Regions from separate parts of the Homo sapiens genome. Here region 2 is linked to region 1. Evidence: chromatin loops called from intact Hi-C (ENCODE). Cell type or tissue: heart right ventricle. All regions are shown on one strand. Each heading gives the region's core, and the rest is flanking DNA. Links, peaks and the distances in the headings are about the cores only.

Evidence for each region. Hi-C counts contacts between places; a loop is a spot of excess contacts. Peaks named below come from ENCODE experiments on the same cell type or tissue, not always from the same donor. Only the 100,000 strongest peaks of a DNase experiment are listed, where the experiment ranks them.
Region 2: it touches region 1 in a loop (2.1-fold over the local background); 3 of 110 quality-filtered maps call a loop at or near these places.

What each region holds. Positions count from the first base shown.
Region 1 is chr1:170,769,857-170,779,130 of GRCh38, reverse strand. No RefSeq gene overlaps it. Among named protein-coding and RNA genes, the nearest start is that of PRRX1, 110 kb to the right of the region's middle. In heart right ventricle, for the core only: no CTCF peak of the experiment used is centred there; no DNase peak of the experiment used is centred there.
Region 2 is chr1:170,860,544-170,869,817 of GRCh38, reverse strand. No RefSeq gene overlaps it. Among named protein-coding and RNA genes, the nearest start is that of MROH9, 70 kb to the left of the region's middle. In heart right ventricle, for the core only: no CTCF peak of the experiment used is centred there; a DNase peak (open chromatin) is centred at 5,387; H3K27ac peaks cover 2,179 bases.

The DNA.
Region 1 (9,274 bases), core at 735-8,734:
GTTGGAGAGCAAGAATGCTCTCGTTACCCTTTGGTTCAGCTTCCAATCTTTAATATGCTTACATGTATAAATGTGTAACCCATTTCATTTAGACTCTGCAAAACCAACTCAGAATTAACTTTATCCTTTGAAACCAAAAGTATAAATGCTAATACCTTTTATTTATTTGTTTTTAATTTTTTTAAATACAGGGTCTTACTCTGTCACCTAGGCTAGAGTGCAGTGGCATGATCAAAGCTCACTGCAGGCTTGGACTCCTAGGCTCAATCTCTTGCTTCAGTCTCTTGAGTAGCTGGGACTAAGGTGCACACCACCACACCCAGCTAATTTATTTTTATTTTTTATTTTTGTAGAGATGGGGTCTTGCTATGTTGCCCAGGCTGGTCTCAAACTCCTGGCCTCAACTGACCCTCCCACCTCGGCCTCCCAAAGTGCTGGGAGTACAAGTTATGAGCCACTGCACCAGGCCTAATGCCTATTTTTAAGACAGACCATGCTGGCCAGGTGCAGTGGCTCACGCCTGTAATCCCAACACTTTGGGAGACTGAGGGGAGTGAATCACCTGAGATCAGGAGTTCAACACCAGCCTGGCCAACATGGTAAAACCCCGCCTCTACTAAAAATACAAAATTAGCCTGGCCTAGTGGCATGTGCCTGTAATCCCACCTGCTCGGGAGGCTGAGGCAGGAGAATTGCCTGAACCTGGGAGGCAGAGCTTGCAGTGAGCCGTGATTGCACCACTGCACTTCAGCCTGGGCGACAGAGTGAGACTCCGTCTTAAAAAAAAAAAAAAAAAAAAAAAAAGAGGATAGAATATGCCTTCATATATGTACATCTTTTTTCTTATAAATTCGAGGAAGCATGCATGTAGCAGAGAATTTCCTTCCTAAGTCTCAGGACAGACTGTGTAATTTGCAGGGCCCAGTGCAAAATGAAAACGTGGGGCCTTTATTCAAAAATTATTAAGAATTTCAACATGTCAACAGCAGAGCATTAAACCAAAAATGGAGCCCTTCTAAACATAGGGTCCTTTGTGACTGCTTAGGAAGCATGCCCATGAAGCTAGACCTGCTGAGTTTTCTTCCTAAGAGGCACCAGACAACCACTGTAGTTGACCCTTATTTGAGAACAATGCTGCTTAGCATTTCTGTATATGTGACTGAGAACTGCATCCCCAACTTAAAAAAAAACCAAAAAAAAACCAAAAAAAAAACGCTTTAAGTAGTTTAAGATAGAATCCTCACTAGCATTATCACAGCATTAAAATTTTATAATCAGGCCGGGCGCGGTAGCTCACGCCTGTAATCCCAGCACTTTGGGAGGCCGAGGCGGGCGGATCACGAGGTCAGGAGATCGAAACCATCCTGGCTAACACGGTGAAACCCCGTCTCTACTAAAAATACAAAAAAATAAGCCTGGTGTAGTGGCGGGCGCCTGTAGTCCCAGCTACTAGGGAGGCTGAGGCAGGAGAATGGCGTGAACCCAGGAGGCGGAGCTTGTAGTGAGCCGAGATCCCACCACTGCACTCCAGCCTAGGCGACTGAGCGAGACTCCGTCTCCAAAAAAAAAAAAGAAATTTTATGATCAAATAGGGAATCTAGAATATATAAAGTATCTATGTGTTTTACCCACTGTAAAATCTACCTGTTCACAACTCTGCAAAAGAAATGTGTTATTTTACAGATGAATAAACAGACTGAAAGACATTAAGTAACTTCCATAAAGCCTCTTAGCTAGTAAATTGAGGCACTACTAGTTAAGTCCAGAACCACCTGCTTCAAAGCCCAGGGTTTTTCCATTATGCCATGCTGCTTCTTCTGCAGCAATGGAAAAAAGTGCAGTCAGTGATGGACTAACACATTGAATTATGAGACATTAAGTTTTTGCCCTGAGCAAATAAAAGCTTATTCTTATTTTCCCTGTGTGTCTCCCCTGTTAATCCAAGATTCTTCAGTCATAGGCATGTATGCACAAGGACATATATGATTTTCAGAAAGGACAAGGGTATCTTCTGAGGCTTGGTGAGATCCCTATTGGGAATGCTGTCATGGTCACTCTCAAATATCAGGAGCAGATGCAGTCTATTAGGAATTACAAGGCCAGCTGTTGTTTCATGTCATTAGACTTTTGCAACCAAATGTGAAAAACCGACTTCTGCCAAGAGGCAAGTCCCCAGGCTCAGCAACAAATATCAATTCCAATTTAGTTGAAGTTCCGCAGAATTTTTTTTTCCTTTCTTTGTCATGGTTATAGAAGTGATTCTCTGCACATTGGTTGGAGCTCAACCTAAAGTATGTCACATTTTCCATCTATATTGAAGAAGATGTGCATTTATTCGTGCCCTCTAAAACAGAGCAGGGACATAAAACTTGTCTGGGATTTTGAGCTAAGAACAGTGCGTGATTTTCAGAACCAATCATCTTGCCTTGGACAAGAAAAAAAAGAATTATAATTTGTTGTTCTCTCTTTTGAACTGTTATATTGTCCAGTCAAGATAATTGGCCATCCTGCAATTCACAAATGGCTCTCCTTGGCAAAGCTTGATTTTGAGTTTGACAGTGACTCAGATGATTTCATAACATCTTAGAATCATGAAGTGTTAGCATTAGAAAGGACCTTAGAGATCGCATAATCAAATACCTCATTTTACAGATGAGGACACTGATGTTCAGAGATGCTTCAAGGTGGCTGTAGTCATAAAGCCGTCATATGAGCTGGTCCTGGAAATCTGAGCTCCTGCTCTCAGTCTAGTTCTCTTTCCATTCCTCCACAGCTGCCTTGTTTTCCTAAGTTAATATGTCAAACTCCATTTGCTCTTACTCTGCAGGCAGTTTCCAGTTCAGCAGGGAAACTCTTTGAAATACGAACACTTAAATGAATCAAGTTTTATTGAGCACATATTTTTAATTTTAATATTCAACACAGAATTCAGCGTGGTGCCCTGTGCATAGGGAGCCTTCAATCATTCTTCTACTCATTTATTCAGTCAACAAATATTTGCTGAGCATAATAAAAACCACAATAAGTGCTTATTAGGATAAAATTTATTGTTCATTTCTGCTAAGATAAATAACACATAATCCCTGCCCCAAAAGAGCTTATAGTACACTGGCCATATATATGAGCAATTAAAATTATTTAATAATTTATATGTATAAGTTTATATAAACTTTGGCAAAAGGCTATACTGACTATGTGGCATGTGAGATCAAATAATGTTACCAATAGAATCGTTACTGGATTGATTCTATTGTGAGGAATAGTACCACAGTTCTGAGGAAAGAGCATGAACAAAGGAACAGGAGCATGAAGGCCATACTTTATTCTGGAATCTTGGAGAGGCACAGGCTGCACAGCAGATGAGCAGGATATAAAGGTGGAAAGGCAAAATTACATCACATCTTGGAGGCTACTGAACATCAGGCACAGAAATATAAATGTTACCATGTAAAAAGTTGAATATTAAGGCAAGAGAACTAAAAGGATTTAACTCGTATGTCTGTAAAACTTGTACGGGAAAAGCGAGAGAGCCGAGAAAATCAGTAAACAATTACAAATTTATCTCTACCAGTGTAAATGAAATAATTAATTTTGTTTGATCATGTAAGTTTAGAAACCTAAAATAGCTCTCTATTGTTAATCTTGTACAATGTAAAATTTTCAGCCCTTCAATAAATACCTGCCCCACACCCTGTAGGCGTGCACAGAAGCAAATGCAATGTAACATTCATGTTTGCACACTGGTGCATTGTTTACAAGGCACTTCCTGATTTATTGTACCACTTGTCCTTTAAAGTAGAAAGGGAAAAGTTAACATCTTCACCTTGTAAATTATAAAATAAAGGTTTGAAAAGATTAAGGTTAATTTATTGAAGTCCTTTTCAGCATTTATTCTAGTCCTCAACTTTTCTGCGGTTATACATCTAATAAATGGCAATGACCGCTCAGATCCTTGACTTTTCTCCTCTAATAATCTTGTTCTCCCTAACTTTAGCCACACCCTCCCATGGACTTTCCCTAGGCTTTGCCACTATCAATAGCTTCAATCTTTCCAATTTTATTCATTCTAATCCCATTTTTCCCATCTGCTCCCTTTGACAATCCAAATCAATCATCTTTTATCATTACCACAATTAATAACCCTACCACTTTGTCACTGGAATTCACTCATTTAATGTTATTCTTTTCCCTTACACAGCTTAAATTCTATAGCTAGTTATTATAACCGTTCTATTGCATATGCCCTCAACAACCTTTTCATTTCCACTTTGTCAGAGCCACAACCGTTAATCCCACTCTGCACGTATTCTGTGCCTGCACTTCTGCTGCTTAATGTGGCTGGAAAAAAATAAAAACACCACACAACCATGTTTGCCTGGTCTGACCTCAACTTCGTGACCACTGTCAGAAAATCAAGCTATCAATACCTAGTCCATTTACTCTCCGTCTGCTCCAACGACTAACACCTTTTTCTGCTCAAATATCCAACACATTCTCCCTTATGTCCACTTTCAGTTGATGACCTTGTTTCCAGCTTTACTGAGAAAACTGAAGCAATCAGAAGAGAATTTTTAGACATCTGTCATCACATCAACCTATTTATCAGCATATGCAGGCAAATATCTGCCTTCCTGCCTGTTGTTAAACATAAACTCTCTCCATGATCTTACCTAAAAGAAATTTATCACTTGCATAGATCAAGTCCCACCTCCTCTCACCTGCTGAAGAGCATTACTGAAGAAGTTGTCTCCTCTCACTCCTACAACATCAAAATTGCCCTTTGTACTAGAAAATTCTAATCAGGATGCAGATATCTTCTTATTTCTTCCATATTAAGACCAAAAACAAAAACATTGTTTCACCCACCAATTCTAACCCCATTTCCTTGCTTCCCTTCGCAGCAAAGAGTTGTCTATACTTGGTGTTTCAGAGTAATGTCATTTCTTAAGCTCATTTTAATCAAGCTATTGCCTCCGCCATATTAAAATTGCTCTTGATAAGTTCACTGACATCTTTCTTATTGCTAAGCCCATTAGTCAATTCTCAGGTCTCATCTTCTTTGAACCATCAGCAACAATTAACACTGTTAATCATTTCTTGACATATTTTCTTCACTTAGCTTCCAGATCATCAACTTTCTTGTTTTTCCTCCTATTAGTGCTCCTTGTCAACTTCCTTTTGTTGGTTTCTTCTAGTCTCCTTACCTCTCTGTATTTTAGTGCTCCAGAGCTCAGTCCTTGGTCTTTTTTTTCTTTCTCTACTTTTACTTGCTCCCTTGGTGATCCCACCCAGTTGCATGACTTTAAAGATAATTTGTGTGCCAATGACTTCTACTTTTAACATTTTTAGCCAAGAACTCTTTTCCAGACTGCAGATGTGTGTGTCTATTCATCTATCTGACATCTGAGGGAAATGATGTATGCAGTGGTCCATTTCCAAGACAAAGTGCCTTAAATCGGCTTAGGTCAGCAAACTACAGAAGAAACGGGATATACTAGGCCCCTGCCTGGATAGCCGATGTCTGCTTGTTGGCCTCCCCCTTCCTCCCCCTTCCCCTGCCTCCACTTAGTTGCCCTCACCCAAAGCAAAGAAGTTTAGTCTACAATGAAAGTTTACTAGCCTGCCAAATAGCTTGCTTTGTCTGTTCTTTTCAGCCTGCCCAGGTGCTTAGGTCATAAGTCAAATATTTGAAGAGCCCCTGAGCAAACTAGGATTGCAATGCATTGTGGGCTGCAACAAAATGCAGTAAGACAACCCTAAAAAAGAACACCTTCAGCCCCTACCCAGCAATCAATAGGCATCGTCTGGGAAGATTGTGACCCCATAGTACTCAGCCTATAAGGAACCAGGGGAGGGACCTGTGCACTAGGGGATAAATTGCTTGTTAAAACTGTGCTGGGTGTGCCTGCCTATCAGACACCCATTCTTGCAAGACCATCATTAAAAGTCTCACTTTCACTGTTCTCCCAGTCTCTAAGTCCATTCTTTGGGTTGGATGAGTTTGTTTCTCACACATGCTTATTTGAATGTCTACTTAATCGTCTCAAAATCAACCTGTCCCACACTAAATCTTGGTTTTCTTTGCTGGGCTCCCTAAACCTACTCCTCCAATAGCATTACATGTCTCTATTAATGGCATTTCCACCCTTCCATTTGCTCAGGCCAAAACTTTTGAGTCATTCTTGACTCCTTTCTTTTTCTCACACTCTATATCCAATCTATCAGGAATTCCATTTTTCTCTACCTTTAAAAATCTCTCCAGATTCCAAGCATTATTCACAACATCTTCTGCTACCACCCTAGTCTGAGCCACCATGATCTCTAGCCAGGATTATAGCAGTACCCTCCTAAAAGATTTCCCTATTTATACTCTTGCCTCTCAATAGTCTACCCAAGTAGTTTTCAACTGAGGAAATTCTCCCCACCCTCTGCTGCTGACCAAGGGACATTAGATATTATCTGGAGACATTTTTTATTGTCACAACTGGGGGAGGTAGTACTACTGGCATCTAGTAGGTGGTGGTTAAGGATGCTATAAACAATACACAATACACAATAAATCGCCCGAAGCAAAAGTTTGATGCAAAATGTCAATAAGGCTAAGGCTGAGAATCTTCATAGCTGATAGAGTGATTTAAAAAAAAAAAGTTAATTTTTGGTACTATGTTAAAAACTCTTCACGGTTTCTTTATTTCATGCAGAGCAAAAACAAAGCTCTGACAATGCCCCATGAGGTCCTATATGATCTAGGATTTTGCTCTAAGCATTCACTCTGGCTGGGATGCTCTTCCCTCAGGTATGCATTTCACTAAATCCCTCACCTCTTCTAAATCTTGCCTGCTCTTTCAAGTTAGAATTACAAGCTTCTTTCTCCTGTGAAATTTCTGATTATCCTTATTCTGTTTTCTACTTTCCACAGCAATTATTAACTTCTAATATACCATAGCATTTTCTTTATCATATGTTGTTTATTGTTTGTCTCTAGCACATAAGCTCCATAAGGTCAGGGCTCTCTATTTAACCAAGCATCTAGAAGTGTGCCTGCATACAGGAAGCACTCAACAAATATTTTTTGACTGAATGAAGATAGTTGTTTGAAGGCAAGAGCCTCACTAGGAAAAAATTGGATATATTGGCATAAGTAGGAAGATCAGGCCATTCTCATAGCAAATATAAGAAGAGGACATTCTTAACCCTATTCTCCAAGTGAACAAGAAGTTTAAGTGACATGCTCAAAGTCACACTGCTAGTAAATAGGTAAGCCAGGATTCAAACCCAAGTTTACTTGAGTTCAAACCCTCTTCTCTTTAAACAGTGTGAACTGCACTTCAATAATCAGCATGAGATTAATACAGGGCTGAAGGAGGGGAACTCTATATCACTTTTTCCACTCTATAAATTAAGCAAAATAAATGTGGAGAAAAAATTCATAAACAAGGCTGACAAAATTCTTTAACTTTTATTTTAAGTTCACTGTACATGTGCAGGTTTGTTACATAGGTAATCGTGTGTCATGCGGGTTTGTTTTATGGACTATTTCATCACCCAGATATTAAGCCTAGTGCCCATTAGCTATTTTTCCTTATCTTCTCCTTCCTCCCACCCTACACCCTCTGAAAGGCCCCAATGTGTGTTGTTCCCCTGTAAGTGTCCATGTGTTCTCATCATTTAGCTTCCACTTATAAGAGAGAACATACAGTTTTTGGTTTTCTGTTCCTGTGTTAGTTTGCTAAGGACAGTGGCCTCCAGCTGCATCTATGTTTCTGCAAATGACATGATCTCATTCTTTTTATGGCTGCATAGTATTTCATGGTGTGTATGTACCACATTTTCTTTATCCAGTCTATTATTGATGGGCATTTAGGTTGACTCTATATCTTTTCTATTGTGAATAGTGCTACAATGAACATACGTATGTATGTGTCTTTATAATATAATGATTTAAAAGAATAGAAGTAATGGGAGTTGTGATGGTTAATACTGAGTGTCAACTTGATTAGATTGAAGGATACAAAGTATTGATCCTGGGTGTGTCTGTGAGGGTGTTGCCAAAGGAGATTAACATTTGAGGCAGTGGGCTGGGAAAGGGAGACCCACCCTTAATCTGGGTGGGCACAATCTAATCAGCTGCCAGCACAGCTAGAATATAAACAGACAGAAAAGTGTGCAAAGAGAGACTGGCCTAGCCTCCCTGTCTACATCTTCCTCCCCTGCTGGATGCTTCCTGTCCTTGAGCATCGGACTCCAAGTTCTTCAGTTTTGAAATTTGAAATTCGGACTGGCTATCCTTGCTCCTCAGCTTGCAGATGGCCTATTGTGGAACTGTGTGATCATGTGAGTTAATACTTAATAAATTCATATATATATATGGAATATATATATGGAATGTCATATATATATGTGTATATATGTGTGTGTATATATGTGTGTATATATATGTGTGTATATATATGTGTGTGTATATATATGTGTGTGTGTGTATATATATATGTGTGTGTATATATATATTTTGTTAGTTCTGTCCATCTAGAGAATCCTGACTAATATAGGAGTAAAAGAAGGAAGAGTGAGATGAGAAAAATCTAGTATTCCCAGAGATTCACAGAGCTGGCAGGAACTTAGAGGTCACACAGCTCTCATTTAGTAGGTGAGAATGATGAAGTCCAGGGGGGCAGGACTCTTTATTCCAGTTCAAAAATAGCTCTTATATGGCAGAGCCAGAATGGAAGCTAGGACATCCTATTGTAACCTAGTTCCCCTTTTACCATATCTCCATCATCTTTCCATAGAAAATAGAACTGCTCTTCCAAATGAAACTGGGCATTGTGCAAAAGTTTAGTAAAAACTTTAATAACTGTATTTAACTCAAGGGTGAGAGAAGTGACAGCTTAAAATAATGCTCTATTTTTAATAGATTATTTTCAAATTCATATGAATTTAACTATTTATGCTTCATTGGTCGGTTTTAATTAGCAGACTATTGTTAACACATAGTTAATAGATAAATATATAAATAATATATTGTTAAGATAGAAATATTCTTTCTAACATAACTAAAAGCTGTTTTTCCTCTTAAATTATTAAACATTTCCACAAGCTATGATCCACCCCTTTATTCTAGCAGATAGGCATTATTTATGTGCATATACATATTATATATGCACATGCATAATTTATCTCTTGCCCCTGAGCATTCCAGGAATATGTACTAATTTCCAAGATTATGATACTACCCACAAGTGTATATTTATAATCATGAGGACTGTGTAGACTA
Region 2 (9,274 bases), core at 813-8,812, 91 kb before region 1:
GATCCAGTTTCAGTCTTCTGCATATGGCTAGCCAGTTATCCCAGCACCATTTATTAAATAGGAAGTCCTTTCCCCGTTGCTTGTTTTTTTCAGGTTTGTCAAAGATCAAGTGATTGTAGATATATGGTTTTATTTCTGAGTTCTCTATTCTGTTCCATTGGTCTATATGCCAGTTTTTGTACCAGTACCATGCTGTTTTGGTTATTGTAAAATCCTCAATAACATATTGGCAAACTGAATCCAGCAGCACATCAAAAAGCTTATTCACCATGACCAAGTTGGCTTCATCCCTGGGATGCAAGGCTGGTTCAACATATGCAAATCAATAAACATAATTCATCACATAAACAGAACTAAATACAAAAAACACATGATTATCTCAATAGATGCATAAAAGGCCTTTGATAAAATTCAACATCCCTTCATGTTAAAAACTTTTAATAAACTGGGTATTGAAGAAACACACCTCAAAATAATAAGAGCCATTTATGACAAACCCACAGCCCATATCATATCATACTGAATGGGCAAAAGCTGGAAGCATTCCCCGTGAAAACTGGCACAAGACATGGATGCCCTCTCTCACCCCTCCTATTCAACATAGCGTTGGAAGTTCTGGCAAGTCAATCAGGAAAGAGATAAAATAAACAGTATTCAAATAGGAAGAGAGGACATCAAATTGTCTTTGTTTGCAGATGACATGATCCTGTATCTAGAAAACCCTCTCATCTCAGCCCTAAAGCTTCTTATGCTGATAAGCGACTTCAGCAGTTTCAGGATACAAAATCAACGTGCAGAAATCACAAACATTCCTATACATCAATAACAGACAAGCAGAGAGCCAAATCATGAATGAACTCCTATTCACAGCTGCCACAAAGGGAATAAATACCTAGGAATACAGCTAACAAGGGAAGTGAAAGACCACTTCAAGGATAACTACAAACCACTGCTCAAGGAAATCTGAGAGAACGCAAGCGAATGGAAAAACATTCCATGCTCATGGATAGGAAGAATCAATATCGTAAAAATGGCCATACTGCCCAAAGCAATTTACAGATTCAATGCTATTCGCATTAAACTACCATTGACATTCTTCATAGAATTAGAAAAAAACCATTGTAAAATTCACATGGAACCCAAAAAGAGCTCGCATAGCCAAGACAATCCTAAGCAAAAGGAACAAAGCTGGAGGCAATCTCATTTTTTAAATTATTTTTGGCATGTTTCATGAACCTGATGTGCACTCCTTATACTAACGGCAGCAGAAACTTTTATTCCTTCTTTCATGTATTTGCTATTTATTATTCTGTCACAGGTTATTGCACATACATGCAGTAATCTGCAATGATTTAGCACCTTAGACATGTTTGTTACTAGAAAAATTAATGTAGGTAAGGTGATAAGTGGCACAACAGTCCTTTTAGAAGAGAGTTAGAGGGGAAAAAAGTAATTGGTATTCTGGGGGTGCAGTATTAGGTTGAGTCTTTGGTGGCTTAAGTTTTATTTCTTTCTCCCATGCTGGGATTCAATTTCTGGGATTCCATGCAGAAATTGAATTCCTTCCATTTCTGTGATGCTGAAGTGAACATAATTGTATTTCCCTGGTACCTTGTTAGCAAAAATTTGGATTGGCTGGTTGTGTTCATTCCAGTACACTGCCAGCGTGGGCCCAGTGTGAACTTCCATGCAATTCCACTCTGTGTAGAAGGCCACTGTCACACATGACACACATAAGATATTTCACACATAAGGAAAATCTATCCCATAACCTTCTTTCTAATCATTCAAAACAAACCTTCCCAGCACCACTGTTCCTGCCCTGCCATCCATCTCTCCTCCACTGCTTGTTGTTAGCCAGCAGTGGAAGGGAGCAGTGGATTTGAAGAAGTCTTAATGGTAGCAACTCTGGTCACCGTCTTGATGACTTACTCATGTATTAGCTGCCTAATACTTGATTTCTGAAAATCTCCTTTCCTCTTAAGTAAAATAGGTATAATAATAGTGCCCACCTTGTGAGTATTAAGTTGGATAATACAGTGCTAAGCATAGAGCATATCACACACTTGTGCTTAATAAACTTTAGCAATTACTTTGTTATTCTATCATAATTTCACCATCCAATAGAAAGCAGAGACTGGAGGCAAAGACTTGGGACAAAAAAAAGCCTAAAAATAGATACGAACCAGAGAAAGCCGAGATAACACCACGGCAGGAGTTACAGACTATTCTCTCTTCACATTTATTGTCAAATCTGTCCTTGAAATGCCTACAGATCTTGGGTTTATGAACAAAGCTTCAGTTATTCATAATTCACAATCAAAATGTAGGCATTAAGACGAGGATAGAAAGGGATAGATAGTCATCTTCTCATCTGCCTTTGTATACATGGACAGAGGAGAAGCAGGATACTGAGATAGGTAAAAGGGGTGAGGTGTATCTCTCCACTTGCCCACCAAGACTACTCTTTACAGCATTGCTGATGGCCAAGAAAAAGGCTGACATTTTTCTTTCCTTCAACTTGGGAAACTAACAGATAATAGCCTATCATATGAGTGGAAAAGATTGGATGTAAATTTGATCTTCAAGAGGTGGGGGGTGGATAACTTTGGGGGAAAAAATGCAGTTTTTACATAACAGGTCTTTGTGTTAACAGAAAGTATACTAGATAAAATGCACAGCCTATTTGTTAGAGAAGTGTGCTGATTCCTGATGGGAACAGATGTAGGTGTCATGTAATACAATAAACATTTGGCATTGTCAACCGAGGGCACATGGTCTTGACCTCCAAGGTAAGCTTGGTCTTAGGTGAGCTTCTTCTCCATTAAGGGGAAAATGTGATTGAGTCCATACACATTCCTTTCCATTTCTTATTAAGGGTCCAAATAGGAGCTAATACAGTCCTTGGAACTATATTAGGATAATAAATAATCAGTGTTTATGATGCCACCTTTGTGTCCCAGCAACAGCCACAGCACAATGAGCTTGCACTTCTGCCTTCCCAGACGTGCTCTCCCCAGTTCTACAGGGAGACAGACAATATGTGGCAGGCTCACAAGAATTCTCACATTGGAGAATGAGAATTCTGCAAGTTAATGAAAGTTTTAATAAAGTTCATGGAAGTTTTAACTTGCAAATTTTTAACTTGCTTAAAAATTAAGCCTCTTAATATTCTAGAAACCAGTAGGTGAAAATCCCAGTGGTCCTTTTCTTAAGCGCTGTATTACATAATTAACAGGTATATGGAATGTTGGCGTATAGGTGCAAGGAAAATATGGTTTAAGCAATCACCTCTTGGGTCAACCTGCTGCAAGTAATCTAAGGCAAACGATTTGGAAAAATGATGCCTTTGACTGCAATTGAAGCATATGAAAATTGTTGACTGGAAACTAAAGGTTAGTGAGTACAAGAGCCTCAGACAGCAGAGTAAGATGCCCAGGCAGAGGAGGCAGGCCTGGCATCCATGGCAGCTCCTGGAACCATCTGCAGAAATGAAACTTGGAGGAAGGTGTGCCATTTGCCACCAGCAGTGTTTCCCATCCACCTGGCTATAAACCCTGGCCATCAACCTGAAATCTGACCGGAATCAGTAAGGGATATTTCATAGCCACAAAAGAGTTGGACTCTGCAAAATAAGGGTGTTTACTAAAATGGTATTTAGATTGGTGGAGCCATTAATAATTTCAGATGTTGGAATTTGTTCCAAAGGGAAGCAGTGTAGCTGACATCAGATGAAATACACAGATAAGGCTAGTGAGAAGGGGGTAGTGAGAAGGGTACTTCTGGAAACCTAAGCCTAGCATATGAATTTCTCTTGGAGGATGAGCAGGGCTCAACCTTTCTTTTCTGTTGTTTAGGTTGTTTGAAGTTGTAGTGCTCTGTCAGGAAAAGTCAAGTCTGGGAGGATGACAGCCTGTTGATTTCAGGGAAGGAGAAACAAGGAACTACCTTGCCTATCATGTGCTCAACATGTGCTTGTCAGTTTGTGTCCATTATTTCCTGTAATGATCACACCAATCTCATGCAGGTGGTATTAATATTAACCTATTTTATAGCTGCATAAACTGAGGTTTAAAAATAGAAGTAACTTGCCCAAGATCACCCTCCTATTTCACGGCAGAGCAGAGCTTTGAACTAACTCATGTCTGCCTGACTTCAAAGTCTATTGGCTTCACAACACTATTTTGACTTCCCTCTGTGATCTTTTCCTAAGTGTTTACAATGGGCAAAGCAGTGTCTTAGATCTTATGTCTATCTCACAGAATGTCCTCAACTCCCAGAGGGTAAAATAGAGGCTCAAAAGGGTGACATATCTATACTCAAAAAACTGGTACATATTATCGTCAGTGGTAGAATATTCTGTCTTTCTTGAGCCCTAACCTTCCTGAATTGAGAGTTGAATAAGAAGAAAGGGGAGTAATTAGCCCTCTTGCCCTGGGCCTGTACAATCACAGTAAACATTTGCACAGCTCTTTATAGTTAGCAAATCATTTTCACATACAATTATTTCATCTAAGCCTTGATTAACGCCTGAAGAAAGTAGTAATATTACTTTCACTTTCCAGATGAAAAGGAGGTTTGTAAAGGTTAAGTGACTCTCTCTCTAACACTTAGAAAGCCATGAAGGGCTGCATCTTTGGTGTTTTGACTATAGATCTCATTACCATTCCTTCAACATTCATTGTGTACTGTCTACATGTCAGCATTGTGATGAGGGCTGGGAGCAGAGAGGTGAATAAGGCACAGTTCTGGCTTTTCAGGAGCTCATAGTATAACAGGGGATGCAGCTGAACAAACCAGATAATTCCAGTAGAAGGTAGTAAGCCTTTACTCTTAGTTAACACAGCCATGGTATTCTGTCAGGGAACTTGGGAATGAGGCCCACTTGGCAGAACTATTAAGGTACTCATAGTAGGACTGACTCCTTGTTATCTAGACTTTGTCAACAGCAGTAATTTTGTTATGTGTGTGAAAAGTAAAGGGTAACTAAGTTACCACTGGGAGAAGCCAAGGGAGAATTGATTACTGGATGGAGGGACAGTTCTTTTCAGGGTTTCAAATATTTTCCTATTATTATCCCAAATGTCTTCCCACTTTCATGATCAGTACATCATGCTTTTCTCTTCCACAGGTTCCTCTCAGAAACTGTTATTAGGTACGGAGAAGGAAACACATGTCCTTGATGAAGTAAGAAAAATAAAAAAGACTTCGGAAGTTGAAAATAATGGCAAATGGGGAATGATACAGCTTTGCATGGGTTCTAATAAAAAAAAGTCTCAGAAGAGAAAAAAATAATATTTTCATAAAAATCCCTTTTGGAAGGCATCCAGACAGGCGAGGTCAATTCTAGCTTGGAGGCAAGCCGCTGTGACTATTTTGAGATTTCCAAGCAGGAAAGCCACAGGGGTGAAGTGCAGCTGGAAGAGAGGGAGCCAAGAGTTTCATCAGCAAAGACTTCATCTTGACTTGTTTTGCAAAGAAACAAAGGTGGGAGGTCTTTGCTCTTCCTCAGGGATGTGTTGAATATTCAAAAATATTAATTTTGGAGCAACAGTGCCTACAATTTTGGAAACAAGCTAAGTCAGAGCTATAGTTGATTGAATTGGCAGAAAGCTCCTTTGAATCTCCTGAGGACGCCCATTCTAAGTCTCCATGGCCCTTCAACAAGAAATCAAAATGACACAACATACAGACCAGGAAGTCTCCAGATGGACTACAACCTCTGGGCACCCCCAAATGTCCAATGTCCAACACAAACCATAATCCAGTATTTAAGATGAGCCTAGAATTTTTAATAATTGCAAGGGAAATAGCTTCATTTGACAATCCACAAAGTGCTGCAATTATAGGTAGGGTGTTTTCAGCCTTACAGGTGGCTCTTCCAGAATACAGGGCCAGTTCCACACAACAATGCCCCTAGCATTTTTATGTACTTTGATGCCCTTTTTCTCTACCTCTAGATACTAGGTTTAATCCTATTCCCCAGCACCCCATTCTGAATCATCATCACCAGACAACTTCCTCTTGTGTCCTCCCAATTGAAGGCCTGACTGTACAACTCCCTTGGTACTTTCTGCTTAGTAGCTGTTTATTTGAATGTATAAATGTGTAAACAGGAATAGAGGTTCAATGTGTTCTTTTTCCTGGAAGTATTCGTATTATTAACTTTAGAATTAATGAATTAATTCAAGAGAATTATTAACTAATGGGGGGACTTTTAGGAACCAGGAAGGATTAGAGAGGGTATCAGAGGGCATCTCTGTTGCAAGACAGAGACAGTTACTGTTTAGATCCATTTCTGAGTAATTTCAGCTCTGTTTCCAGGAATATACTTAAGAAAATATTCTGATCACCCAAGATAGGATTTTTTTTTTTTTTGAGACAGAGTCTTGCTCTGTCACCCAGACTGGAATGCAGTGGCACGATCTTGGCTCACTGCAACCTCCGCCTCCCAGATTCAAGCGATTCTCCTGCCTCAGCCTCCCAAGTAGCTGAGATTACAGGCACCCACCACCATGCCTGGCTAATTTTTGTATATTTAGTAGACACGGGGTTTCACCATGTTGGCCAGGCTGGTCTCGAACTCCTGACCTCAGATGATTTGCCTGCCTCAGCCTCCCACATGGTAGGATTTATAACTCATGGAGTTCCATCACAAAAGGAAAAAAAAATTGTTTGTGTTTTGTATTTTCTTCCAGTCCTAGATTGCAGGAATCAACATTGTAAAAATTTCAAAAATTTTCACAAATTGATTTGTAAATTTGATGGACAGAGGTATGGATAGACATATGATAAGTATAAATGTAAAATATTAACGGCAGAATCAAAGTGATGAATATGAATGTGTTCACTATAAAATTCTGTCCACTTTTTCATATGTTGAAAGTTTTTATAGTAAAATATTAGGAAAAATATGCTACTGTTATAACAATAATTATAGAAAAGTGTTTGTTTCCCAATATCTGTACTTATTTCACAATAATTTATTTTAAATTGGAATTACTGAGTCAAATGATGAGTATTTCAAGGATTTTAACATTTATTATAAAATATTTTCCCAAACATTTGTTCCAAGTTACACTTTCACCAGTAGAATATCTGAGACTGTTGGGATAGCATTTCTTAAAAATATAAACAACTTTATTGTTACAACTGGCACAACTGGCACACAGTGAAATTTACAAATCTGAAATGTACAGCTCAGCAAGTTTGTATAAAGGTATGTACCTATGTAACCAACACCTCTATACAGACAGTTTCCGTTACTGTAGAGAATGCCCTGATGTTTCTTACCAGCTATTTCCTACCCACCCCACCTCAGGCAACAATTCTGCTAATTTCTTTTTACCAAGATTAGGCTGATATTTTCTAGAGTTTCATGTAAATTAAGTGATACAGTATATACTACTCTGAGTCTGTCTTCCTTTTCTCAGTATGTTTTAAGGATTCATCCATGTTATTTCATGTTTTTATAGTACTTTGTTCCTTTTTATTGCTTAGTAGTATTTCATTGTATAGATAAACCATAATCTCTTTATTAATTCTTTTGTTGATGAACAAGAGATAGCTTTTAAATTTTTTAAATATTACAATTTTTTGTATCCTGATTCCATTCATATAAAAAAGTAATTGTGTGCATTAGACCAAGATCTTTGAAGTCAATGGCTGTGCACAAATAAATGGATAATGTGTAGTGAGAGTTTTAGGCATCTGTTTCAGGTCAGAGGAAAGATACCTGCAGGAAGGTGAAACTGCAGGCACCTAGTATTACCCAGAGGTTGGAGCTGTATAGACATAGAAATAGCACTTTAAAGTTGTTCTTTCTCTACAATGTATTTCTCTTTAAAACAAATAAATGATCTATAAGAAAAGACCCACTATTTTATGGCCAATTTCTGTTTTCTTTTTTTTTTTATAAATAAAAGAATCTTTAATATGCATTTGCTTAACGTTTATCCTGGAAAAGGCACAAGCTTCTTTTATTGCAGCTAATGGGAACATTTACTCATGAATTGAAACTTCCTATGTTAATTATATTATATTGTTTCCTTTTTGGCATATGTTTTGAACAGCATATGAAAATTTCCCATGAGAAAAACATTTATCTTCTTTTTAAACATTTTTACTACAACTTAACCAGTAATGCATTCTATTTTTAATTCTCATAAAATTAGGTTTATATAATAAATGAAAGGCATCCAGTCAAAATCACAAAAGGGTATCTTAGAATTTTAGGAGTAGAAGGGACCCTTGAAGTCATTTTGCTTAAATTTCTTATTGTGCAATTAAAGAAAGTGAGACCCAGAGAGATTATATGAATTGTGGAAAGTCCCACAGCTAGCTGTATGAGACCTGGGGACCAACCTTTGGCCTGCTGGGACCCAGTCCATTTTCTATTTGTACTCCATTACCTTGCCTCTCTGTGGGCTGCGGCCAGGTGGTCTTTTCTAACCCAGGTCCTGAGGATCATGGACTATTTTCAAGTGCAGAGAGAATTCATCAAGATCAAAGTGAAAGTGTCTCTCCACCTCCTTCTCTGACTGTGCAGCCCACTTACCTTCTAGCCCTTAGGCTACAAAGTCACAGCCTCCCTGTACTTTGCTGTATGTGCATGTCTCAAATGTTGGGCCATTCCAAAATTCTAGCTTCAAACTTTAGTTGCATTGCAAGAATGCATCAAGCTCAACACCTATGAAGCTTTAAGAATTTTCAATTTTCATTTTTGAAAACTTTATGGTTTTATAACAGCTCCAATTATTCAGAATGTCCATCATCAAAGGCAACAAAAAAGAGGAATGTATGAAATATCCAACTCATAGCAACAAATTCAAACTTAACTATTAGGCCCGTCTTGCATCACTATAAATAAATACCTGTGGCTGGGTAATTTATAAAGAAAAGAGGTTTAATTAACTCATGGTTCTACAGGCTGTACAAGCATGGTGCTGGCATCTGCTCAGCTTCTGGGGAAGCCTCAGATAACTTTTTATTCTTTTTATTATTATTATTATTATTATTATTATTATACTTTAAGTTTTAGGGTACATGTGCACAATGTGCAGGTTAGTTACATATGTATACATGTGCCATGCTGGTGTGCTGCACCCATTAACTCGTCATTTAGCATTAGGTATATCTCCTAATGCTATCCCTCCCCACTCACCCCACCCCACAACAGTCCCCAGAGTGTGATGTTCCCCTTCCTGTGTCCATGTGTTCTCATTGTTTAATTCCCATCTATGAGTGAGAACATGCGGTGTTTGGTTTTTTGTCC